Linked DNA regions of Homo sapiens: region 1 is linked to region 2. A link is a loop called in an ENCODE intact Hi-C map of the cell type or tissue named here. Cell type or tissue: PC-3. All regions are shown on one strand.

The links. Hi-C counts contacts between places; a loop is a spot of excess contacts. Peaks named below come from ENCODE experiments on the same cell type or tissue, not always from the same donor. Only the 100,000 strongest peaks of a DNase experiment are listed, where the experiment ranks them.
Region 1: a loop joins it to region 2, with 4 times the contacts of the local background. A loop is called at or near these places in 4 of 110 quality-filtered maps.

Annotation. Positions count from the first base shown.
Region 1 is chr2:56,190,729-56,193,228 of GRCh38, reverse strand. It overlaps CCDC85A (coiled-coil domain containing 85A), which reads right to left. Exons shown (of 6, transcript NM_001080433.2): 2 at 1-752. Among named protein-coding and RNA genes, the nearest start is that of CCDC85A, 8.0 kb to the right of the region's middle. In PC-3, a CTCF peak has its summit at 1,430 (motif pointing left); a DNase peak (open chromatin) is centred at 1,398; H3K27me3 peaks cover 1,412 bases.
Region 2 is chr2:56,288,129-56,290,628 of GRCh38, reverse strand. All of the region lies in intron 2 of CCDC85A (coiled-coil domain containing 85A), which reads right to left. Among named protein-coding and RNA genes, the nearest start is that of CCDC85A, 110 kb to the right of the region's middle. RefSeq lists an enhancer at 1,818-2,500. In PC-3, a CTCF peak has its summit at 1,265; a DNase peak (open chromatin) is centred at 2,438; H3K27ac peaks cover 534 bases.

The sequences.
Region 1 (2,500 bases), 97 kb after region 2:
GCGTGTTTCTGAAGATGCTCCGGGCTCCCTCCACTGTGCCTGGCGTGTTCAGGGCTGCTCCCTGACCGGTGCTTCTGGAAGTGTTCCGGGCTCCCACTCAGCACGTGCTTGGGCAGCGTTTCGGGGCTGCTCCCTGGATGCGGGTGCCTTTGCTGTTCGGGGCTGCCCTTGCACAAGGGTTTGTGGTGCTCCGGGCTAGGTCCTTTGAGTGCTTTGGGGCGATCTGGGGTTCCACAGGCTCTGGGTTTCTGTGGATGCTCGGGGCTGGCGCTCCTGTGCTTGGAGTGCTCCGGGCTGCCCTCGCTCCGGGGCTTCTGCAGGTGCTCCGGGCTGCCACTGCTCGCGTGGTGCTTGTGGTGGTCCGGGCTGTCAGTGCTGCCAGTGCTGGAGGTGCTGCTGCCGTCACCCACATCCCGCACGTAGGGTGCGGTGGAGGCTGTGAGTTGGCACAGGCTGGCCTGGCTGTCGATGGAGCAGCGGCTGCCTGCGCAGCCTGCACCCTTCTCCTCATCTAGTAGCACACAGAGCTCCTTGAGCTCCATGTTCTCCTTCACCACTTCCTCCTGCTTCACCTCCAGGTCTTTCAGCTTCTGCAGGTATAAGGCCACTTCCTTGTGCATCACCCCGGCAGTGTAGCGACCCAGTCTCTGCCACTCCCGAGACACCCTCTTGCCTTTCTGCCGGTCATCATCCAGGAAACAGCAGAGGTCCCTCAGTTCCTGGTTGTCTTCCTGGAGTTTCTGGTTGATATCCTGAAAAGAGAGACACAACCATTCAAGGGAAGTACACATCTGAGGTGTCAGCAGGCTCAGACTTCCTGGAAAGGGAGAGCCTGTAACTGGTGAATTACCTGTGAGGTTAGGGGAGGAGGTGAGGGAGTAGGAGGAAGCTGAAGATTTGTAGCTGTCCATAAAAATTAAACTAACTTAAGTATCAGTTCTATCCCTGCACAATACTTTACTTGCATTATGTCATCTAATTTTTACCCAAACATTTAGGGGATAATAATTAGTATGGCCATAAAAATTAAACTAACTTAAGTATCAGTTCTATCCCTGCACAATACTTTACTTGCATTATGTCATCCAATTTTTACCCAAACATTTAGGGGATAATAATTATTATGGCTCTTATACAGAAGAGGAAATCGGACCTCACAAAGCTTCACTTGTCCAAGTTCATCTGGTCAGTAGTTAGGGAGCAACCAGTTCATTATCAAGAAATCAGTCACTAGATAAAAACAAGGCTCCCCTGCCTCACCCTCAAGAAAGAAAAATAACTGCTTGTGACCTGTGAAATGCTTAAAAGCCCTGAGACAACAGACCTTTCAACAGAGTAAACAGCAAGCACTGCTTAGATCTTCAGCCCTGACATGGAATATGCAGCCCCAATTCCCCTGGTAGGGAAAGGCACAATTGCCCTCTAGTGGCATTTCAGCCCTGCACATCCAACCCCTACTTGCCACACCCACCTGAACATCTCCCAGGCATCTCTCACTTATCTCAAGCAACCTGAGCCTTAAATTAAGAGACCTCTCTCCCCAAACTGCACCTCTCAGCAAATGCCCCCTCTTTCTGTTCCACTGTTCTTTATATGAACCTGGGGTCATCCCTGGCATCTCCTTCTCCTTCAACCTTCCATTTCAAAACCAAACAAGGCTTTGGAGCTCTACTTCCAAAATTTAGCTCATCTTGTCATTCCCATGTTTGAAATCCTTTAATCTCATGGCCCTTAGGATACAATGCAAAATCCTTTAAGTCACACAAGGCTCCAGGTACATTGATTCTGCCTACTTCTCCTGCATGAGTGATGATTCACTTGCTTGTTCACAAATACTCAGTAAACATCTATTACTGTACCAGGTACCAGTCCAGGTGGTAGGGATATATCAGTGGACACAGCAAAGACCCTGACATGGTACAGCTTTTATTGTGGTGGGAAAGACTGGCAAAAAACACGTATAGAGCATAACGTCATGCAGTGAGAAGTTCTGGAAGGAAAATTGAAGCAGGTTAAAGAATACTCTTTTTCAAGAGAAGATACCGCTACAGAGAAGGGAAACATTTGAGCAGGCACCTGGGTGGAATGAAGGAGCCAACATTTGAGTGAAGATGATCCCAGGCAGGGAGAGGGCAAGTAAAAAGCCCTAAGACCAGCATGAGAGCAAGAGCTCAAGTACAGCGAGGTGAGCATGTCTAAAGAACAGAGAGCAAGTCAACGGACATGGGAAAGGGGGTCTGAGAGGCATCAGGGCCTAGAATATGCATGGCATGGTCAGCGACGGGAAAGGCTTTGGGTTGTTAGGGAGCTGAGGATAGAGGAGTGACATTACATGATTCCTTTTGCAAAGAATCTCCATAGTTGTGTGGAAAACAGACTGACTGGGGTAGGGGAGGAAAGAAGGGAGGGTCAGGATAAAGTGGAAGCTGCAAGATTAACAAGTAGGCTCCTGGGCTGGTCCAGGTAGAGGGAGATGATGGTGGCTTGGACGTGTGGTAGC
Region 2 (2,500 bases):
TACATAATTTCAGAATTATCTACACTATTTGCTTCTTCTGCCTGTCTTCTAGATAGTTAAATGATCACCACTAGTGATGTTATTAACTATGGATTCAACAAACAGCTAAGTTTGAAACAGTGAAACAGCAAAATTTCACCATGGACACAAATATAATTCATTTGCCATAGTAGAGGGGCACAGAATCAGGCATATTTGATCACCTGTAAACACAGGAAATGGCAAAAAAAGCCTGTTCTCTTTCCCACCCCCACAGCTATAAATGACAGATATTCATAGGGCCCCTCCAACCAAAACCAGAAAAAAAAAGCAGACTGAAAAAAATAGAGATTCCATGTTAGTATTAGCAAAAATGTTACACCTCTATCATTTACATGGATTATATAGTTAATAATTAACTAGCTAGGATGACAGAAAGATAATGGCTTAAATCTAAGACTGATCTTTGAGTGATTACAGACATAGAGCTTGAGGACTCACTACAATTGAAATGTCAGCACTGATGCAAGAATAAAAGAAGAGAATTATAGAAGGATGTGGCCAGAATAGGGCAGAGCAGAGCAGCAGACTGTAGAATAACTCAGAACCAGACAATAGCAGGAAATGAGGGTCTGGCTTGAACCAGGACAATCACCACCTCGACCCCTCTGGGATAAGGTTTGACCCATAGCCTAGTACCAGAGACAAGTTCTTCAGTTTGATCTGCAGTTGAAATATAAAATATTAAGTATTAAAATAGAAACCATCTGACAAAGATATCATACTTTACTGCCAGCGTGTTCTTATAAGACCAGAATGTCCTGGTGGACTTTAACTATACCCCCTCCAAAAATAATAAAACCATTAAATTAAGCTTCATTAATTGAAAACTCATGACAATTCGGACAACAGAGATGAGGTTTACATACTCTGTAAAAAGTAGATGGAAAGCAGATGAATAGTGGAAAGAAGATGGTAGGGATGACCACTGAGATCTTTTCAAGATCTGGTCCATGCCTACATCTCCGCCTCACCTCTCACAATCTCCCATGCCACCTCTACCACTGTTGTACCCTGTGCTCCAAGCATACTAAACTACATAGACTCCCAAGTGTGCCACCCTCTCTCATGCTGCTCCCTCTGGTTATAATGTCCTTCTACCACCCATATCACCCCCTTTGCCCAATGAAATCCTACTCAACTTTCAAGACTTGGCTCAGATGCCTTTCATGAGCTCCTCTTCAACCCAACCTGGGGTAACTGCATCCCCTAGTGTTCATACAGTCCTATCAGAATACTTACACTATGTTGGATGATCTATTTTCTTGACAACTTATTTGCCAGGCCTATATCCCCATGTCTGTCATACTGAATAGTAAACAATAACCAATAAGCATAGGTAGAATAAATAAATACATTAAAAAAATCCATATGCAAAGAACAGAGAGAAAAAAAGAGTGGTAATCTGAATCTGAAGTCAGCTGATAATAAGAAATCATGGGTCCTGTGTTGCCTACTGACTTATGAACCTGAATACTTTCATTTGGCATGCTAACTACAGCTTGGGCAGTTCTGCCTGTACCCTGGAACCCGGGTCAGCACTCCAGGTCCTTATCTCATTCTAGTGCTACTTAGGCCACCTCTGCTTACATTATTGAAACTCTTACTGCCATGTTAGTGAAACTATCAGCAACTAAAGGGTCATAAGGCTCTCTGTACACAGACCTTTAGAAATAATTATCACTTCACTGCAGAGAGCAGATGTGATTTCTCCCCGCAACACAAGTCATGTGAACCATTAATGTAGACACCAAATTACACATTTTCAAGGTTCACTGACTAGGAAAATGGTGTTAATTTTGGTGCTCTGGTCTTAGGATGTATAATTTAGGCACAAACAGATTTGTTTTTTAAAAAATATTGATTTAACTTTAATGATGATTTTTGGGGTGGGGGGGGCATGGTGGGAAGAAGCAACAGGGCCCCAGGAGATGAAATGCATTTCTCTATCGGTGTGTTGGAAAATACACCACTAAACTCGGTTCTGGAAATGTCATTTTCATGCCAAATTAAAGGTAAACATAATTATGTCTCACACATCAAAAGTACCTAATTAGACACACTCTTTGAGGCTAAAATATGCATGCAGACATAACTAATTTTAACTTACTTCATAATAACTTCATTATTTATGAAGTATCAATCAAAAACATTAAACTAGTTTGTATTTATAAGAAGATCTTAAAAACTGACAGTGATTTCCATTGTAATTCATTCCCGGTTTTCTGCTTTGGGAAATACACAAGTGTCTGTTCCTTTTTATCTTGATGCTAAAAGGAAAAAAAAAAAAAGAACCAAAGGAAATTTTAAGTAAGGAGTGGTGGGAAGTGAAGATAAAGCTTTGTGAGTCATGATGAATTTGCCACAAATAAAAATGCTGGGACTGTGACCAGGTAGAAAACTATTCATCACACAAATCTGAAGACCTCTGTCTACTCCATCCCTCTGTAATGAATAATTA